2 separate regions of the Homo sapiens genome follow, and region 1 is linked to region 2. Evidence: read pairs that join two places in POLR2A ChIA-PET (ENCODE). Cell type or tissue: Panc1. All regions are shown on one strand. Links, peaks and the distances in the headings refer to the core of each region. The heading gives the core; the rest is flanking DNA. Region 1 overlaps KCTD7 (potassium channel tetramerization domain containing 7). Region 2 overlaps RABGEF1 (RAB guanine nucleotide exchange factor 1).

Evidence for each region. Peaks named below come from ENCODE experiments on the same cell type or tissue, not always from the same donor. Only the 100,000 strongest peaks of a DNase experiment are listed, where the experiment ranks them.
Region 1: POLR2A ChIA-PET joins it to region 2 with 10 read pairs; 2 of 35 experiments call an interaction of 5 or more read pairs at or near these places.

The regions. Positions count from the first base shown.
Region 1 is chr7:66,630,596-66,641,355 of GRCh38, reverse strand. KCTD7 (potassium channel tetramerization domain containing 7) reads right to left here. Exons shown (of 4, transcript NM_153033.5): 2 at 7,912-8,081; 3 at 2,925-3,103; 4 at 1-2,500. The coding sequence ends at 2,124. Among named protein-coding and RNA genes, the nearest start is that of KCTD7, 7.1 kb to the right of the region's middle. RefSeq lists enhancers at 5,006-5,095, 8,790-8,839. In Panc1, for the core only: no CTCF peak of the experiment used is centred there; a DNase peak (open chromatin) is centred at 5,186.
Region 2 is chr7:66,808,184-66,818,943 of GRCh38, reverse strand. RABGEF1 (RAB guanine nucleotide exchange factor 1) reads right to left here. Exons shown (of 9, transcript NM_014504.3): 9 at 7,480-10,058. The coding sequence ends at 9,660. It also overlaps the pseudogene GTF2IRD1P1. Among named protein-coding and RNA genes, the nearest start is that of RABGEF1, 73 kb to the right of the region's middle. RefSeq lists an enhancer at 1,655-1,704. In Panc1, for the core only: no CTCF peak of the experiment used is centred there; no DNase peak of the experiment used is centred there.

The DNA of each region.
Region 1 (10,760 bases), core at 1,545-9,544, 180 kb after region 2:
ACTGCTCTCTGTTCACACAGACTTTTTCAATAGTCTGCCTCTCTGTCAAAAAATGAACACATATTAGGCAGTAGGTAACACCAATCAGAAGAACCAAAATGAAAGCCTTTTCTCTTAGAACAATACAAGAGCCATGTTTTGGGGCTAACCTCCAAGCAGGGACATCAGCTCCAGAAAAGAGACTATCCCTTTGTGTACGAGAACAATAGAGAGAGCGCATATCTCAGAACGTGAATGACTATCCTTTCCTCTTAGATCTCAGTATCCACCTCTTTTCCACCTCTAAAAGAGTACAACAGGAGTGCAAAACCACGCCCTGGAATCTTTGTTTACACATAGGGAACAGGAGATCACTGCCGTCCAGCCCCACGGAGGAATTCAGCCAAAGTCCCAGGGCTTGGTCTTCTCTTCCTCATATGAACACAGACTTCAGCTCCCCTTATACCCATCTTGTCTATCTGGTCCTGTAAGTCTGATACCAGTGAGGCTGTCCTCCCCAATTTATTTATTTATTTATTTATTTTTACGATGGTGTTGCCCAGGCTGGAGCACAGTGGCTAGCCACAGGCACGATCATAGTATACTACAGTCTTAATCTCCTGGGCTCAAGTGATCCTCCTGCCTCAGCCTCCAGAGTAGCTGGTACTACAGGTGTGTGCTCGAGTGGCCTGGACTACAGGCGTGTGCCCAAGTAGCTGGGACTACAGACATGTTCCTGGCTCGCATCAATTCTTTACACATTAAAAAAAAAAATCTCCCTTTACCCAGGAAGAGACAGGTACAATCATGATTAGAGAGAGACACCCTTAATGCAGCATGGAAATGTTACATTGTGATCAATGGTGCTACACAGTTCTTCCTTTAGGAGATGCATGTCCAGACCCTGACTAGTTGGCCTAGGCTGTAGACAGAGCAAGAAGGAAATGCAGTAGTAACAGATCCTTGGGGATCTTTTTCAATTTCTGAAATAGAGGAGTAAGTAAACCAAAATATACAGGAGTGAGGAGTAAAACAAAATATAAAGAAGTGAGTAAAACAAAAATAGAGGAGTGAGGAGTAAAACAAAAGGGAAGTTTTGTCTTCCTACGGCTCCTAGGATAGCTGTGTGTCTCACCCAGCCCTTCCTTTACCTTCTCAGAAGAGAGGCTCTCCTAGAAGGAGAATGTTACCAGGACAGAGGAACAGGGTTTAAAGAGAGGGGGTCCCCTTCCAAAGAGGTTCACCACAAACTGGATTCTAACACATGAGATAGCAGCCAAGGAGGTGTTCTGAGCCTCTAAAAAGGATGTTACATGTCAAAGATAACAGAAGATCTAGGCATCTTGCCTGCTTGACTTGGGGAATCTTCAAAAGAAGCCTCTGAAATTTGCATTCCAGCCCTGTGAGAAGATAACCCTGCAAGCAAGGAAGGTGGTGGAAGATAAGAGAAGCCGCGGCCCTAAGACAGGGCTGTAAACATTGTGGTTTTCTAAGGCCAACTGGGTGCATAGCTTTGGCAGCTATGGTTAAATCTCCAAAAGGTGGTGAAGAACATGTTCCGGAAGGAAAAGAAAAGTCTTTCCACATTTTGGGAATGTGGGCAACTATTCTTGGAGGAGAAGGGGTGCAGTGGGAGAGAAGATGCTCTTTCTTCTTCAGCCAGGGGCTATGGGGTGGCTGGTCAGGTAAATCCCCCATCATGTTCCGTGTTCACACCAATATACTGAGCACAAGGGAGGGACGCTTGAACAGGGTTGAGGAAGTGATTAGGCCTACATCGATTTGGTAACGTGGCTCTAAAATGGGCAGAAACTCTCTTGCAAGGTCAAGAAGGTGACAAAACTTCTCGGGACTTCCTGGTCAAGCCCTAGCTATCAGCCTCAAGGAAAGACTACCATGCCTTGAGGAAAGGCCAGGTGAGCGCTGGCTGGAGTGCCTGCAGGCCGCAAGCCCTGAGCCCAACCCTGAGGTGCAGTCAGGGAGATTGGAGCTACACCTCTGTCCCCTGGGAGCTGTGCCTCAGGATGCTGTTCTCACCTCGGCAGATTCTGGGGCAGTCAGCAGCCCCTTCAGGGATCTTACTCCCAGAGCCACCAAGCAAGGTGGACATCCTCCCTGATGGGACTCTCGCCTACCGGGGCTACTCACCACCATGTGATCTTGAACTCATAGATGGGGCGCTTGCAGTAGTAGTGGTTCACGAGGTGCTTGTCACACACCCCGATGCACTGGTGGTCCACGGTGAGACCCTGGGCCGAGAGGTCCGTGACCAGGCAGTGCAGCAGGTCATAAACATCAGCCACAGCCTCCCAGGGCCCAAAAGACACATCCACTTCACAGTGGTGCTCAAAAAGCTGCCCGTCACTCTCACTCCGCTCAAATCGCAGGGAGTTGAGGAGCGGACACTCATAGGGGGTGATGGGCATCTCCTCCTTGAAGACACAGACCTTGAGCTTGGCAAAGCGGGCCTTCCGCTGGACCGCACGCAGCCGGGCGATCTCCACAATCCGCTCCAAGTGGTCTATAAGGATGAACACAACACCTATCACTAGGGTGAAGAGGCAGGACAGGGCAGCAGAGATGCACAGAGAAACAGTCCTGAAGATGGCAGGATGCAGGAGGGGAAAGACAGATTTCCCGGGGAAGGGACTCAGGGGGCCAATGAAGGGCACAAACTTAAACAAGGGTCACGGTTCTCCACAGCAAAGGGAAGCCAATGGGACGAGGGCTGTCCTTCTGAAATACAATTTGCTAACTGTCATAGGCCAGGTAGGCCCACCTTAACCTGAATCTCCCCAGCGTGACTGGGAAGGGATGACACTCCATCGCATCTTGAGTAATCTGGATGAATGCTGCCCCCGGTGTTCTGATGGAGACCTAAACACTCACAGATGCCTTGCAGACCTCCTCCCACATACCCACCATCCTGGGCAGCTGACCCTCACCTTTGTAATAGGGCATGAGTCCCAGAAACGCTTGGCGCACCTTCTCGCCCTTCAGTGGCTGCATGTTCTCCAGCTGCTCCAGGAGGGGCCCGATGGCATAGTACTGGGCCTCTTTGTACACAGCTCGAACACGCTCCCTGGGTGGGAGGTCCCCTGAGCGCAGGAAATTCAGCACATCTCTAAGCAGGAAGGAAAGAGGGTCGGTGACAAGGAGCTTATGCTCCTGGGCAGTGCCACACAGTGTGCATTGGACAAAATCTAAAACCAGACTGCCAGCTGTGTTACACTGGGTAAATGAACTTAACTACTCCATGTCTCAGTTTCCCTGTCTGTAAAATTGGAGAAAACAATAAAACCTCATAATGTGTTAGGGAATTAAGTGATTAGAAAATCCCTGGCACAGAGTAGGGCCTCAATAAGTGTTATTAGTTGTTGTTATCAGTAAGCAACTATAATTACTATTATTAGGTATAATATTAGGTATTATTAGGTATATGTAAGTATAATGGAAAGATATGACACCTAGCCCTTTATATATATATAGTTTTAGAATTGAGGTGAAATATTCAATAAATGTACAAATATTAACTGTACAGTTCAGTTGTTTTTTTAAGTATGAATATACCCATCCAACCATCACCTAGATCAAGATGAAACATTTCCATTCCTTAAGGTTCCTCATGCCACTTCCCAGTTAATCCCTACGGAAGCAACCACTCTAACTTCTCCTTCCATCAGTAAAGATGAGTTTTGCCTTTTCTTGAAATATATATATAAACAGAATTATATAGTATGTTCTCTTTCATACCTGGCTTCTTTCCTTTAACATAATGTTTTTGAAATGTATCCACCAAATAAATAATAAAAACAAACCAGTAGTTTGTTTTTTTGTTTTTATTAGTTATTATTCATTATGTAAGTATACCCTTGCATGAATATGGTGTAATTTATTTACCCTGTTGTCTTGTTGATGGACATTTGGGTTGTTTCCAGTTTTTGGCTATTATGAGTAAAGCTGGGATGAACATTCCTATATAAGACCTTTAGGCCAGGCACGGTGGCTCACACGTGTGATCCCAGCACTTTGGGAGGCCGAGGTGGGTGGATCATCTGAGCTCAGGAGTTTAAGACCAGCCTGGCCAAAACGGTGAAACTCCATCTCTACTAAAAATACAAAAATTAGCCAGGTATGGTGGTGGGTGTCTGTAATCCCAGCTACTCTGGAGGCTGAGGCAGGGGAACTGCTTCAACCTGGGAAGTGGAGGTTGCAGTGAGCTAAGATCACGCCACTGCACTCCAGTCTGGGTGACAGTGTGAGACTCCATCACAAAAACAAACAAACAAAAGAAACCTTTAGTGGACACAAGCACAAATTTCTTTTAAGTATTAGCAGTAGAGTCATTCAGTCATAGGGTAAGCACGTGGTTAACAAAGTGGTTGCAGCATTTTACATTCCCAACAGCAATGCAGAAGAGTTCTAGGTGTTCCCCATCCTTGCCACTAGTATTATTCTGTAGCTATGCAGAGCAGGTAAAATGCCTAACTCTAATGTCTGAACAAACTGGTTTCAGGGCTGAATAAAATCACATATTGCATTTTCTTAAAATAAAAATTCAGTCCTTCTAATTCACTTTTCAGATTTTTTTTCTTCTTTTTTAAGAGATAGGATCTTGTTCTGTCACCCAGGCTGGAGGGCAGTGGTGCAATCATAGCTCACTGCAGCCTCTAACTCCTGGGCTCAAGCAGTCCTCTTGCCTCAGCCTCCCGAATAACTGGGACCATAGGTGCAAGCCACCAGCTTTTTAGATTATTTAGTGCTCAGAGTAATCAGATACATCACCCGTACGTGCGGAAGACAGTGAGTAAACCCCAAGATAATGCTGCTACCTCAATAACAGCTTAGTCTATGACCTAATACAACACCAGCTAACACTCGCTAAGTATTACTCCATGCCAGCCACTATTCATGGGTTATCCCATGTAATCCTCTCAATGACATTGGGGGTGTGTGCTATCTTATCTCTATGTCATAAATGAGGCTCAAGTGGGGCCCAGACAGGTTCAGGAACATGCTTGCTCAAGTAGCCACCGCTGCCAGAGGCTCAGATCCAGCCATGGCTGATTCTACACCCACATCTACCATGGTCCAGCTTCAGCAGAAACATTTAGACCAGAGTGCAGCAAGCTGATGACAATGGGGAACGACCCCAGACTGAGGCCCAAGCAGCCTTCACGGTGGACGCTAGGGATACATAAGCTGTATAGTAAGAAATGCACCCTACGAAATGCCCTGAACCGCCTATTTTATCTGAGTCATTCAACAACTTCATCTGCTGCTGATGAATCATAGGTCACAGGAGCTCATCAGCCAAAGTAAGAATGTCGCCATCTCCTGCTTTCTGCCATGCCCTTGCCTGGCGCTGTCACTCTCTAGCTGTGGCCACCTGAGCATGGGCACATCCACCTCAAGTCAAACCCAGAACCCCTCCCCAAAATCCCTTCTAGATCTTCAGCAAACCTTGGTGAGCTCTGAAAAACAAAACCCTGGGGCAAGGCCCAGCTAAGGGTGCTGTGGGAGCTGCTAGCTGGGGCCGGCACTTTCCTTCCCCAAACAGCCCGCAAACAAACATCTTTTTATAGTTCTGCAGAGCGATGTGACACTTTGTTTTCTCAGCATTGGAGGCAGCTGATAGCCCACTGGGGAAACCCAGATGCTTCCAAGCAAGTTATTTGACCAGGGGCTCCTTTCTGAGAATAAAAATGATCTTTCCCACAATGTGGGCAATCCTTCTTGGAGGCCAGCACAGAGATGTAGTGGTTGGAGAGTTTCTGCCTCCTGGGCACTTGGTTCAAGGTCTCTAGTCATCTCCAATGTCAGACTGAAGGAGCTAAGAGTTCCAGCCACGTACTCTGAAAAGGACATGGCTAGGGGTCACACCAAGGCTCTTTATATAATCCTCTTTGACAAGCCTGTGCAGCAGCTATAATTATTTCTCATTTCACAAACATGGAACCCCTGAGACATAAAGTCTTTAAATTGTTTACATGTAAGACTGTCAGAAGTCCTTTCTTGGGAAAGGTTTTGTTTTCTTTTTTAAGACACAGAGTCTCGGCCGGGCCGGACACAAACTACAGGCTGGGCCTGTAATCCCAGCACTTTGGCAGTCTGAGGCAGGAGGATCACTTGAGTCCAGGTGTTCGAGAACATCCTGGCCAACATAGTGAAACCTCATCTCTAAAAAACATCAAAAATTAGCCAGGCGTGGTGGTGTGCACCTCTAGTCCCAGCTACTTGGGAAACTGAGGCAGCAAAATTGCTTGCACCTGGGAGGTCAAGGCTGTAGTGAGCTGTGCTTGCATCACTGCACTCAGCTTGGGCAACAGAGCAAGACGCTGACTCAAAAAAAAAAAAAAAAAAAAGACAGTCTCACTCTGTTGCCCTGGCTGGAGCACAGTGGTAGGATCATGGCTCACTGCAGACTCCAACTCCTGAGCTCAACCAATCCTCCCACCTCGGCCTCACAAGTAGCTGTGACTACAGGCAAGTACCACCACGCCTGGCTGCTATTTTGCTGTTGTTGACATTGTGTTTTTCCACATTTTAGTGTTAAGTGACAAGAACAACAGAGGGTTTTTTTTTTTTTAAAGACTTTCCTTGGCAAAATTAAAGAACAACACTGTATCAGTCTTCCATCTCTTTTTATTCCTTTAAACTACTGAAAGAAGTCTGGTAACCACTGCTACACACCATGCCTCCTTCCCATGGCAACGCTGAGCCCCAAAATCCAGGTCTAAAGGTACTCTCCATGTTGTTTTAGACTATCCCCCTATGTGGGATTACACTTATTCCTCTCCACACAGATGACAACTTCCTGGTCTCATATTGCATAGGACAGCCAGGTGCAGTGGCGCACACCTGTAGTCTCAGCTATTCAGGAGGCTGAAGGGAGAAGACTGCTTGAGCCAGGAGTTTAAGGATGCAGTGAGCTATGATGGCACTGGTGAACAACCACTACATTCCACCCTGGGCAACATAGCAAGACCCTATCTCCAAAAAAACAGCCCCCGAAAAAAAAACAACACCTAAAACTTAAATAAATACTGTAATACCAGCATTTTAGGAGGCCAAGGTGGGAGGACTGCCTAAGGCCAGGAGCTTGAGACCAGTCTGGGCAACACAGCAAGATCCTATCTTTATTTTTATAGATAGATAGATAGATAGATAGATAGATAGATAGAATCACACACATCAAGACCAGTGGAAGCCTCAGTGCATCAGAGCTCATATATATACATATATATATATATATATATATATGTATACACACACCCATATATACATATATATATATGTGTGCATGTATGTGTACATCTGTGTGTGTGGGTGTATAATGAGATAAATAAATAAATAATAAATAAATAAAAATGAAATTTTGTTTTGTTTTTTGAGATGGAATCTCGTGTCGCCCAGGCTGGAGCGCAGAGGCGTGATCTCGGGTCACTGCAACCTCTGCCTCCTGGGTTCAAGCGATTCTTCGACCTCAGCTTCCTGAGTAGCTGGGATTGCAGGTATGAGCCACCACACCCAGCTAATTTTTGTATTTTTAGTAGAGATGGGGTTTCACCATGCTGTAATGAGCTGGTCTGGAACTCCTGGCCTCAAGTGATCTACCTGCCTCAGCCTCCCAAAGTGCTGGGATTACAGGCATGAGCACCGCGCAGAGCTGAAAATAAAAATTGTTTAATTGTCTATGATTGAAGCAATTTCATCCAGCCAGTGTGTTATTTCGAATTTCTCTGGCTGTCTTTGTCTCCTTTGGCAAAAAAAAAAAAAAAAATTGATCTCTTTCAATAAACCCATTTATTAAATTTCATCAATATGCTATCTCCTCTTCTAGGTACTATGGAAGATATCAAGGTCCCATACTCAAGCCTACGCTAATCACCTGCTAGGACTACAAAGTTGATTGTAGAGGGAGAGACATACCCAAAGTGTGTGCCATCTCGGTCGATGAAGTACCGGCCCTCGGAGTCCGTGGGGATGTAGTGCCGCCCACTGAACATGGCTGCCAACATGGTGTCTTCGTAGCACCGCAGTGTGGACAGGCGTGTAGTGAAGTGAGCCCCTCCGATGTTAAGGGGAACAACCTCAGGAAACTGGAAAGAAATCACCAGGGCTCTCAGGCAGGCAACGGGGAATGAGAGCTGGGGCTGCTCCATCTTCAATCCCTGGGGTCTGATTGGTGCCACACCATTCATTCAGTCACTCAAGCCCACGGGTCCATCTGAACACTTTCTTCTCTCTCCTCCCTCTGCCCCACCCTCATCATCTGCCAAGTCCTACCCATTCTAACCCTCATAGCTCTTTTTTTTTTGAGATGGAGTTTCACTCATCTCCCAGGCTGGAGTGCAGTGGCGTGATGTTGGCTCACTGCAAGCTCCGCCTCCCGGGTTCACGCCATTCTCCTGCCTCAGCCTCCCGGAGTAGCTGGGACTACAGGCGCCCTCCACCACACCCGGCTAATTTTTTGTATATATATATATATTTTTTTAGTAGAGATGGGGTTTCACTGCGTTAGCCAGGATGGTCTCGATCTCCTGACCTCATGATCCACCTGCCTCGGCCTCCCAAAGTGCTGGGATTACAGGCATGAGCCACTGTGCCTGGCCCCCTGATAGCTTTTAAATCAGGTCTCTCCACCTCAACTCCATTATCGCTGCTCTAGAGCTCAAGCCTTCAGTGTCCTTTCACTTCCTGAATTTACTATCTTAGTGCTCTTGCTCACATTGTCTTCTTTGCCCAAAATGCTCTTACCAGTCTCCTTCTTCTGTCTATATGGCAAGTTAAATGGACCCATACAGTGTTATAGGTTGTTCACTGCATAAAAGCACCTGGATGAGAGTCATCTGCTATGTGCCCTTTTTCTTTTTTTTTTTTTTTTTGAGACGGAGTCCCAGCCTGTGTCACCCAGGCTGGAGTTCAGTGGCGCGATCTCGGCTCACTGCAACCTCCGCCTCTCGGGTTCACACCATTCTCCTGCCTCAGCCTCCCGAGTAGCTGGGACTACAGGTGCCTGCCACCACGACTGGCTAATTTTTTGTATTTTTAGTAGAGATAGGGTTTCACCGTGTTAGCCAGGATTGTCTCGATCTCCTGACCTCATGATCCGCCCGCCTTGGCCTCCCCAAGTGCTGGGATTACCGGCGTGAGCCACCACGCCCGGCCTGCTATGTGCCCTTTTTCTAATTCACACCAACACACCATACAGTTTAGTGGCATCTACTCATTCTAGAAATTTCTATTCAAGTTCCCCTCATCTGTGAGCATTTCTGTCTACTGTCCCTCACCTGCCCCTAGGACAGAGTTAATGACACATTCTTCGACTGTGCCTTCACCGTGTGTCATATTCTCCTCTATAATAGCACCTAGCACGATACATCGCCAATTATTTCCCTCTGTCAATTCACTCCACTAGACCCCAAGCTTCCCAAAGACAGGGAAAGCATCTTGGTCACCAATCATGGGCTGCCCACAGCAGAGCTCAGTAGTTGTGTGTTGAATACTTCCAGGCATCTACTCCTCTCCTAATCTGTAGAGTGAGCCTGGTTTCCGGTCCAGCTAAGGTTCTGGAGGTAAGGGCTGAGTGAGGAACATGAAAATGATGGTATAAATGTGCCCTAAGAAGCTCGAGGTTTCCCTTAAAATGCAAGGCTTTTTTTTTTTTCCTGTTTTGCACTGCTTGTGGTTTCTACCAAACTGCATTTGAAAAAATGAGGTCAGTTTAAGTTCTCTTTAATCTTCCCACAAACTTCCTCCAGATCAATTCAAATTGTATCCCTATGCATCTTTTTTTTTTTTTTTTGAGACGGAATCTCATTGCAACACCCAGGCTGGAGTGCAATGGCACGATCTCGGTTCACTGCAACCTCTGCCTCCCGGGTTCAAGAGATTCTGCTGCCCCAGCCTCCAAAGTAGCTGGGACTACAGGTGGGCATGGCCACACCCAACTAATTTTTGTATTTTTAGTAGAGATGGGGTTTCACCATGTTGGCCAAGCTGGTCTCAAAGTCCTAACCTCAAGTGATCTTCCTGCCTTGGCCTCCCAAAGTGCTGGGATTATAGCCATGCATCCTTTTCAATATTACATCTCTCCTGCTCCAGTGAAAGTCTGCTTATCTACACAGTACCTTTCCCAGCTTTCAAATCCTTTGTGAAATAAAATAGGGTACAAATACATTAAATAAAGCTGACCCAGGGCCTTGTGCAGCGCCTGGCTCAAATAAAGACCCAAAATTCACCGAATGAATGAAAGAAATAGACAGGTAGTTACACTTCCGTGTGTGTATGCACTGTTACTCTTCTGCACCCACAGGACATGAAAATGCCTTGCGCTTATTCTGTAGGTCCTCTAAAACCATTTTATGTGTATATCAAGGGCTCAGATATCATTTTGGAATAATAATACTTAACATTTCTGGAGCTCTTTAAACCTTTTCTAAAGATACTTCATACCAATCCAAGTGCTTGCTCCATATTAGAGATGAGAGGATTGAAGCAGAGAGGACAAAAGCCATCGGAAACAGTTTTGGAGCTCACATGGGGCAATGTCATCAGTGGGGGGAACTGGTGGTGGGGCCCTGGTCTGCAATCTGTGGTCTTGTGCTCTTTCCCTCAAACCATATCATTTTCCCAATGACAGTGCACAAAAAAATAGCACCACTGTGACTAATGACTTTTTTCCAATTGCAGAGATTACTTCTAGATTTTTGCTCATTTTCCCATGGCATTGTGTGTATGGGGCTTGCAATCCCAGCACAACACTATCTGCTTCCCAA
Region 2 (10,760 bases), core at 1,798-9,797:
TCGGGAGACTGAGGCAGGAGAACTGCTTGAACCTGGGAGGCAGAGGTTGCAGAGAGCTGAGATAGTGCCACTGCACTCCAGCCTGAGCAATAAGAGCAAAACTCTGTCTCAAAAAAAAAAAAAAAAGAAAAAGGTAGCAGGGGCCAGATCGCATGGGTTTGGGGCCAGCTTAAAGAGTTTGAATTTTATTTTTAAAAAATTCTTAGAGACAGGGTCTCATTCTCGTTTGTTTTTGTTTTTGTTTTTGCTTTCAACGCCCACTCCCTCAAACCATAAACCAGGGGCACCCGGGCAGCTTGAGGTTAGGTGCCAATTCAACAGCAAGTCCTCATGAATGACATTTTTTATGGTTTTGTGCAGAGACACCTTGTGCTCATGAGCATTGTTTTTTTGTTTTTTGTGGGTTTTGTTGTTGTTGTTGTTTTCTATTTTTTGAGACAGTCTCATTCTGTTGCCCAGGCTGGAGTGGAGTGGTGCGATCTCGACTTACAACATCTGCCTCCCGGTTCAAGCAATCCCCCTGCCTCAGCCTCCTGAGTAGCTGTAATAACAGGCGCATGTCACTATGCCTGGCTAAATTTTGTATTTTTAGTAGAGACGGGGTTTCACCATGTTGGTCAGGCTGGCCTCAAGTGATCCGTTCGCCTTGGCCTCCCAAAGTGCTGAGATTAGAGGCGTGAGCCACCATGCCCAGCCTTTTGCGGGTTTTTTTGAGACAGAGTCTCGCTCTGTCACCCAGGCTGGAGTACAGTGGTTCCATCTCGGCTCACTGCAGCCTCCACCTTCCAGGTTTAAGCAACTCTCCTGCCTAAGCCTCCTGAGTAGCTGGGATTACAAGCATGAGCCACCATGCCTGGCCATGAGCATTTGTTTTAAGAGACAGGTCTTTCTGAAGCCCAGGCTGGAGTGTAGTGGCACAATCATAACTCACTGCAGCCTTAAACTCCTGGGCTCAAGCAATCCTGCCTCAGCCTCCTGAGTAGCTGGGACTGCAGGAGCACGCCACCACACCTGGCTAATTTTTACATTTTTTGTAGAGAAGGGGTCTCGCTATGTTGCCCAAGCTGGTCTCAAACTCCTGGGCTCAAAGCGATCCCCCTGCCTCAGCCTCCCAAAGTGCTGGGATTACAGGTTGAGCCACCATGCCCAGCCTTGAGCACTTTTTAAAGTCACGATGGCTTTCTACACCTGTCATTTGGAAAAGGAGGCAGATCAGCGCAGTGGCCGACGGGAGAGGCTGTCTGGTGGGTTTGAGGCCAGCTCCTCCTGTTACTCCCTGTGGCCTTGGCAGCCGGCTGTGCTATTTAAGGGGAAGCACTGTCGCTACTCTGGCCTGGGACTCAGGGGCTCTGCCCAGCTTCTGCCTCTCTAAGTTTACTGCTGGGAAGTCACTTCCCCTTTCAGAACCTGAGTTCTCCCATAAAGAGGAGGGGCCCAAATGCAGTCCGAAGCCTTTTCTAGCTCCTGAGACTGTGGTTCAAGGCAGGGTTATGCTTCCCCCTCCCAGCCCTGGCCCTGTGACCCCAGCTCTGTGCCTGGCACTGTTCAGAAGCTTAAGAGATGCCCACCGCCAGAGCAGGCACCAAATCCTCATCTACTGGGGACCCAAGGGGTGCCCTCCTTGAGAGTTTGGCCTTTGGGCTCACTCTCAGGCAGAGACTCCTCAGTGCTGCTGCTTGATTACCCCTGTGACAGAGAGCTCATTACCTCTCCACTCCATGGCCTACCCTGCCATCCCCCGACAGCCCCCTTCTGGCCAGCATGATTTTCCCAGTGTCCTCTACCCACCACAAACCCCAGCCCCCCAACAGGCTTGCTCTAACAGGACAAGTTGTGCTGAAGATGGAGACTTTAGAAGCAGTGTGGTATGATAAAGAAGGTTGATTCATGTCTGGACAGGGCTTTCTGGAGTCTGTGGAGCTAAAGACATTATTATAATACAAAGCTGGGCTTGCTCACTGGCACTCCCGACTGCATTTACACAGCAGCTCTCAGATGTGAGCCACAGATCTGAGACCTTTCCAGAAGCTCAGAGTTCTTGCTATGTAGTGGACCCCGACTGTTTCTACACTTTATTTATTTATTTATTTATTTATTTATTTATTTATTTATTTATTTTATTTATTTATTTAGAGATGGAGTCTTGCTCTGTCATCCAGGTTGGAGTGCAGTGGCGCTATCTCAGCTCACTGCAACCTCCGCCTCCTCAGCGATTCCCCTCCCTCAGCCTCCCGAGTAGCTGGGATTATAGGAGCCTGCCACCGCACCCAGCTAATTTTTGTATTTTTAGTAGAGACGAGTTTCACCATGTTGGCCAGGCTGGTCTCAGACTCCTGACCTCAAGTGATCTGCCTTCCTCGACCTCCCAAAGTGCAGGGATTACAGGCGTGAGCTACTGCACTAGACCTTGTTTCTACACTTTAAACCAGCTCCACAGGAGGCCCCCTGAGGCCGCCTGCTCCAATCCCAGGTAGTGACAATCGTGCAATGTCCCTGGAGCAGGAGTGAGATATCAGACGGACCTGTTCAGGACTGGGTGGGTCTCACTCCCAGCTGGATCCTTCAAGCCCAGGGCAGCCCCCCAGATTCCACACATGGGGCAGCAGGGACTCCAGGCCTAACTGTGCGGAGCCAGGAGGGTCCATTGCAGGGATGTGCAGACCGAGGCCCAGAGGGGAGGGCTGGGCAGTCCCAGAGATGCTTGGAGGGACCTCTGTGATGGCCCCACTTGTGTTTTCCAGGCCTGAGCTGCTCACTGAGGGAGTCAAAGAGCCCATCATTGACAGTCAAGGTACCCAGCGCGGGGTCGTGGGACATGGTGTGGGCGGGCAAGGGAGGGGCCCAGGAGCCTCTGCCACCAGCCCCTCCTCCTGCTGGCTCTGTCCTGCTCTCATCTTGGCCCTGGCATTCTCCCCACACCCCCGCACTGGGTTTCCCCTAATGATGCCATCTTGGGTCCCAGGAACTGCCTCCTCACTTGGTTTCTCTCCCCCTGCCCTGCCCCCAGAGAGGGATTCCAGGGACCCTCTGGTGGGCGAGAGCCTGAAGAGACAGGGCTTTCAAGGTAAGGTTGAGCTCAGGGGGAGGTCTGTTGTCCCAGCACCATGACCCTGACCTGGTTTGGGATTGGAGGGCCAGGCTGGAAGTGGGGAGGAGCTGGCCCCCAACTTCAGGGCCTAAGGGACCAGGCAAGCCAGGTTAGCAATCCAGGCCCGACTGTACCCTGCCAGCTCTGTGTTAGAGACTCCAGGGGAGAGGAGGTGCCTACAGGTGGATGGTGGGGGGACCTAGGGGGTGGGAGGGTACAGGGCCCAGGAGCCTGCCTGCCCCCCTCCGGGAAGGTAGCTGACACGCCCACTCCTTATTCAGCAATCAGCTGTGGTCTTAGTGCTTTGAAATCAGAATAGGAGCCAGGTGCGGCACCTCACGCCTGTAATCCCAGCATTTGGGGAGGTCAAGGAGGGAGGATGGCTTGAGGCCAGGAGTTCGAGACCAGCCTGGGCAACATGGCGAAACTCCACGTCTACCAAAAAAATGCAAGAATTAAGTCGGGTGAGGTGGCGTGCACCTGTGATCCCAGCTACTCGGGAGGCTGAGGCGGGAGAATTGCTTGAACCTGGGAGGCGGAGGTCGCAGTGAGCCAAGATGGTGCCACCGCACTCCAGCCTGGGTGACAGAGCAAGACTCTGTTTCAAAAAAAGAGAGAGAGAGAGAGAGAGATGGTGGTCTGGGATCCCTTTGGCACATGCTAGCACTTGTCTTCGTTTGTTTTGAGATGGAGTTTTATTCTTGTTGCCCAGGCTGGAACACAATGGCGTGATCTCAGCCCAATGCAACCTCCGCCTCCTGAATTCAAGTGATTCTCCTGCCTAAGCCTCCTGAGTAGCTGAGTTACAGGCTCATGCCACCACAACTGGCTAATTTTTGTATTTTTTTAGTAGAGATGGGGTTTCACCATGTTGACCAGGCTGGTGGTCTCCAACTCCTGCCCTCAGGTGATCCTCCTGCCTCGGCCTCCCAAATTGCTGGGATTACAGGCATGAAAATTTCGGGGAGATTTTCAGTTGCTATTTAATATTTTTTAGCCATATGCATTTTTCTCCTCTCCTTCTGTTACTCCAGTGACAATGATAGATCTCTTTTTTCTTTTAACCATCCCACGGGTCCCTGAGCCTACATTTTAAAAGTTCAATTTTTGCTCTGTTGTTCACATTGGGAATTTCTATTGATCTATATCCCAGTTAATCCATTCTTCGATCACTGCAATTCTAATATGAATTTTTTTTTTTTTTTCAGATGGAGTGTCGCTTTGTCGCCTAGGCTGGAGTGCAGTGGCATGATCTTGGCTCACTGCAACCTCCACTTCCAGTTCAAGTAGTAATTCTCGTGCCTCAGCCTCCTGAGTAGCTGGGATTACAGGCATGCACCAGCATGCCCGGCTAATATTTTGTGTTTTTAGTAGAGACAGGGTTTCACCATGTTGGCCAGGCTGGTCTCGAACTCCTAACCTCAGGTGATCCACTCACCTCAGCCTCCCAAAGTGCTGAGATTACAGGTGTGAGCCACCACGCCCAGCCCTCTAATATGAAATTTAAAAACTTTCAGTTATTGTCATTTTAAATTCAAAAATTTCCATTTGCTTCATGTCTTCAGTGGTTTTGCTGGGGTTTTTCATTTGTTTCAAGCATGTTTGTCTTTAGTTATTGAATTTTTATGATGCCTTCTTTAAAATCTTTGTCAGATAATTCCAACACATGTGTCATTTGGTTCAGATATGATAAGTGATTTTTTTTTTTTGAGACACAATCTCACTCTTGTCTCCCAGGCTGGAGTGCAGTGGTGTGATCTCGGCTCACAGCAACCTTCGCCTCCCGGGTTCAAGCTATTCTCCTGCCTCAGCCTCCTGAGTAGCTAGGACTACAGGCTCCCACCACACCTGGCTAATTTTTGTACTTTTAGTAAAGACGAGGTTTTGTCATGTTCGCCAGGCTGGTCTGGAACTCCTGACCTCAGGTGATCCACCCGCCTCAGCCTCCCAAAGTGCTAGGATTACAGGTGTGAGGTATTGTGCCCGGCCTTTTTTTCTTTTTTTTTTTTTTTTGGCAGAGTCTCACTCTGTCTCCCAGACTGGAGTGCAGTGGCACAATCTCGACTCACTGCAACCTCCACCTCCCGGGTTCAAGTGATTCTCCTGCCTTAGCCTCCTGAGTAGCTGGGATTACAGGCATCCAACACCACGCCCAGCTAATTTTTGTATTTTTAGTAGAGATGACGTTCAGCTATGTTGGTCACGAACTCCTGACCTCAGGTGATCCGCCTACATTGGGCCTCCCAAGGTGCTGGGATTACAGGCAGGAGCCACTGCCCCCAGATGGTCAGTGATTTTTTTTATTGTGTCTTGAAGGTTTGGGGTGTTGTTATGTTAGGAGGCTCTCAATCTAATTTAAATATTCTTTAGCCAATGTCACACTGGTGAAGAAAGTGAGTTGTGACCTCATTATCATGGGTGGAGGTAGAAATCCAGGCTCCCCCCTCAGCCCCCACCAACACCACAGAAGAGGGTGGAGAGGACAGGAACAAACACTTCATTCTCACCTGGCAGGGCTGGAAGTTCAGTCTCCACCCATCCTCTACTGACACTGTGGAGAAAGGGAAGTGCCCTACACTTCCAAAAGCAGGGGGAGGAGTTTCAGGTTCCCCATTCAACCTTTTTAACACACTGAGGAACCTGTGGGCAAAAACTTAAGTATAAATTTCTTTTTTCGGTGGGGTGGGGCACGGAGGCTCATGCTGGTAATCCCAGCACATTAGGAAGCCAAGGTGGGAGAATTGCTTGAGCCCAAGAGTTTAAAACAAGCCTGGACAGCTGGGCGCGGTGGCTCACGCCTGTATTCCCAGCGCTTCAGGAGGCCGAGGCAGGTGGATCACGAGGTCAGGAGATCAAGACCATCCTGGCTAACACAGTGAAACCCCATCTCTACTAAAAATACAAAAAATTAGCTGGGCATGGTGGCACGCACCTGTAGTCCCAGCTACTTGGGAGGCTGAGACAGGAAAATCACTTGAACCCAGAAGGTGGAGATTGCAGTGAGCCAAGATCACACGACTGCACTCCAGCCTGAGTGACAGAGCAAGGCTCCATCTCAAAAAAAAAAAAAAAAAAGATCAGCCAGGACAACATAGTGAGATTCGTCTCCATAAAAAATTTAAATATTAGCTGGGTACAGTGGCACACACATGTAGTCCCAGCTACTCAGGTGGCTGAGACGAGAGGCTAGCTTGAGCCCAGGAGGTCCAGGCTGCAGTAAGTCATGTTCACACCACTGCACTCCACAGCCTGGGTTACGGAGCCAGACCCTATACCCCCCAGCCCAAAGAAAAACAAAAACAAAAAAGAAGAATTTCACGATGGCAGCTACAGAGCCCTAAAGTCCAAGCACAGGGCCCTTTGCAGTCACACCTTTGTGCTTCTCACTCAATTTTCTGTTTTTCGTATCGATCCTGAAAGCTCTTGTTCTCTGTAGGTGATTTATATTTGTTTCTATTGTAAATTGATTTTTTTCTCCACAATGTTTGCTAAGTGGTTAGTAATGGTATATAGGAAAATCATTTTGTACAGTTAGCTTTTATCGCTATTTTAGAATTTTCATCTTTCACTAATATAGAGATGAAATTCTATAGTTTCAATATAAATTCTCTTGGGTTTTCTTTTTTTACATTTCTGTTTTTCAAGACAGGGTCTCACTCAGGCTAGCATGCAATGGTGAGATCACAGCTCACTGCCACCTCAAATTCCTGGGCTTAGGTGATCTTCCCACCTTAGCCTCCCCAGTAGCTGGGACTACAGGTACACACCACCATGCCCAGCTAGTGTTTTTTTTTTTTGTAGAGATGTGGGTCTCACTATGTTGCTGACATTGCTCTCAAACTCCTGGCCTCAAGCATTCCTCCTGCCTTGCCTCCAAAAGCGATTACAGGCGTGAGCCACAACACCCAGCCTTCTCTTGGGTTTTCTACATAAAATAACCATCTACAAATAATAGCTATCATTTGTTCTAAGTTCAGACAACAACCCCATGAAGCAGTAATATTATTAACCCCATTTCACAGCTGAGGGATCTGAAACAAGAGATTTGTTCAGGGCCAATGAGCTAATAAGTAGCAGAATAAAATTCAAAACCAAATCCAAGCCTTCCAGCTTCAGAGTTCATGTCCTCACCAACAGACAATAATAGCTCTATATTGATTACATTAACTCCTTTTTTCTCTACTTTTATGTCTGTTTGAAGACTGAGTACCTTGGTAGAACTGCAAGAACAAGGTTGATTGATTGTGGTGACAGCAAATATTCTTGTCTTCTTAATTTTAACTGACAAATGTCTCTAATGTTTCATTTTTAGGTATAGCTTAACCAGAAAACCTCTGTAGCATGAGAATATTAATAATAATGTATATTTTCCTAAGAAAGAACCAAATCAATTTTTGGAAGAGGGACGGATTGTGAAACTTTATTGATAAAGAATTCCGTTCCAAAGGTGTATTCCAGTCACATTTACCCTACATAAAATACCAACATCTTCTTATTGCAAAAACAGAAACTCCGGCCGTTGTATTGATGCTGACTTAAGAGAAATAGAAGCCTCTATATAAGGCAAGAGTCCATACCAGAAGAATTCGACCAATATGAGATACCTCCAAAAAAATCAACTCAATAACCTACTTTATATGTAAGAGACCCAAAAAAGTCAGCTTTTGTGGGAAGTTGATATGCAGTTTATTGAACAAACAGAGTGTACAGTAACTAAACGAACTGTGTATTTCCAAAGGAATTAAGACCGCATATCTGGATTCACACCTAAAAGCACATAGAAAATTAAACCAAAGAAGGGCAAGTTTTGTACTAAAATCACTTGGGCCCAGGTTATTCTATAAGAAGATTCTCACTGGCATTTGATAGTAACTTATCACCTTCTGTGCGAGCTTGGGAACCAGCTGACTCAGTGAACTGCTTCCTGTCTTCAGTGCGTGATGACACAGATGTGTCAAGCTTAATAGATCTTATATGTAAATTTAAGAATAAGAAGTTTTATACCCACCCTGGTTTTATTCCAAAGTTACTGCTCTGCAATTTTGGGCTCCATCCTTAGGAAGATACTGGAAAAGCAAGAGAACCTTTCTCAGCTGCCTGTGTGAAGTGACGTTGTTCTAGAACGGTGCCCTGGGGCCTCATGCACGATTTCACAAGTATAGCTGCATAATCTGTGGATGTCACTGAATGGAAGAAGAATCATCAATGGTATATTTAGGTTATAGAAGGTTCCACTGAGATAAGAAAAGGTTCTACAATGCAGGTAGCTGTCAAGCCTCCTAAATATTTAACTCGTTTTAGTTAACATCACACTGTGCATTGAGTGCAAGATTCTTTGGTTACACCATATTAACCACCAGGAGGATAACTCCTGGTTTGTAAAAGACATCAGTGGTTCTTAACGGAGGGGTGATATGGCCCCAGGAGACATCTGACTATGTCTGGAGAGAATTTTTCACAGCTCTAGCGGGGGTGCTACTGGCACCTAATGGATATGGATGGCAGGAATGCTGCTGAACATTCTACCATGCACAGGGTGGCCCCACAACAAACACCTCTCAGGCCACTAATATGAATAGTCCCGAGGTTGAAATGTCCTGAAAAAGGTTCAGAAAACATGTCTAGACGTTTGCAAAGTCAAATGTATATTATGGAGGCTGCAAGGCGCCCCTTGCATCTCACAGCTGAGGGACCCCGTCACCTCTCACCATCAGAGGCCCATTCATTCCCGCCTTCCATTCCAGGCCCAGTGCCTGCTCCTTCTCACTGAAGAACTCAATAGAGATTTGCTGAATGAATGAGGGAAAAATAAGCTAGAAGCATAGTTTAAAGTCTTCCATCGACTACATTAAACAGCAATTTTATGTGGCCTAAACTTTATTCTGAACCTTAGTGGTGTCATAGTCTCTGACTATATAGAACCTCAAAGTTAAGGCTAACACGTTCTTAAAGATGGAGTGCACATCTTAAGGGGAGTTTGTCTAAACACTTCTCGAGTCATTTTAGTGGGACAAACCAAATAAAATGGTGCTAAAGGCAAACATTCAATATACTTCATTTTAAACTAAAAAATTAACATATAAAATGCCATGCACAGCAGACACCATTCTTTTTTTTACATATTTACAATTTTACATATTTACTTATCAATATAATTTCTATCTTTACAATTATAAAATTATTCCAAACTGTGGAAGAGTGGTACCATTTAATTTTCTTGAACATACACTTTGTAGCATTCATTTGTTTAATCCTTTAAAAGGCAATTATTTACCAAAACCACAGTGAATGCCAGAGGAAGCACATAGGAAAATCATGGAGGGAAAAAAGATTGAGACAAAATTTGCACACAAGCCTTAAATGAATCTGTATCAGTAACTCAAATAAGTAGTATTTTATTATTAACTAAGGTTCCCCTGCTAGGAAAAACGAAACAATCCCCATATACTGTACCTTTAAAAAATGCTGACATTTATAAGCAATTTAGTTACATTCTAGATCCCAATCAGTTGAGTGTAGTAAGGGCTACCTACAATTTAGGCTCAAATAAATACTCTCCACTAAATTGTGATCATCCTGCATAAACTTGAGGTTGCAGTGGTGGAGGAAGTTTATCATTTTCAACGTTTTCAGAGTCAATAGCTGCTAACGGTTGATTCGGAGGCTTAATTTCCAGTGGGTATTTCTCAACGATGTCTTGAACTTCTCTTGCAATTCCATCTGTCCAATCTATGAGGTCTTTTTCCAGTTTCTTGGCTTCATTCATGATCCTTTCTTGTCGTTCATTCAACTGAGACAAGAGATCCAAGTTCTTATACATTTGCTTGACGCCTAAGCAAGCATCAGGAGACCAACTCTCAGCTTCTTGCTTCCTGGGAGAGGTCTGGCCAGACATGTAGCGATCAAAATCCTCCTGACTTAGATTCAAAGACTGGGCGTCTAGCTTCTCAATGAAAGCCACAGCACAGCACTACAAGAAGAGGACGTTAATACAGTCATATTAGGAAAGCTATGCATACTCGAGTCGATTTGTAAAAATCTTTTGATCACAGACCATTTAAAACAGAAGCTAAAGTAAACAAAACAAACTCATGAACTTCTGTGTATTTCAGCCTCAAAAATTACCTACTCCTATCCCCGGTCGTGCTTCCTATACACTCCCAGGAGCTCCAGGGCCGATGTCTGGGTGCAGCCTCCCCAGGTGCACCATGAAGCCATTCTGTCTGAGTCTTCCCAGACCTGCTATCCCCACCCAGGATATAGTCCCCAAGTAGGTGTGGCACACAGACCTCTGATCCTCAAATGAATATTTTAACATCAAGTGGTTAAAAGAACAGCTCCAGACCGGGCCCGGTGCCTCAAGCCTGTAATCCCAGCACTTTGGGAGGCTGGGACGTGTGGATCATGAGGTCAGGAGTTTGAGACCAGCCTGGCCAACATGGTGAAACCCCATCTCTACTAAAAATACAAAAATTAGCTGGGCGCAGTTGTGGGCGCCTGTAATCCCCGCTACCTGGGAGACTGAGGCAGGAGAATTGCTTGAACCTGGGAGGCGGAGGTTGCAGTGAGCCAAGATCACGCCACTGCACTCCAGCCTGGGTGACAGAGCAAGACTGTCTCAGGAAAAAAAAAAAAAAGGAACAACTCTGAAGTGACTGAACCTGAGTTCACT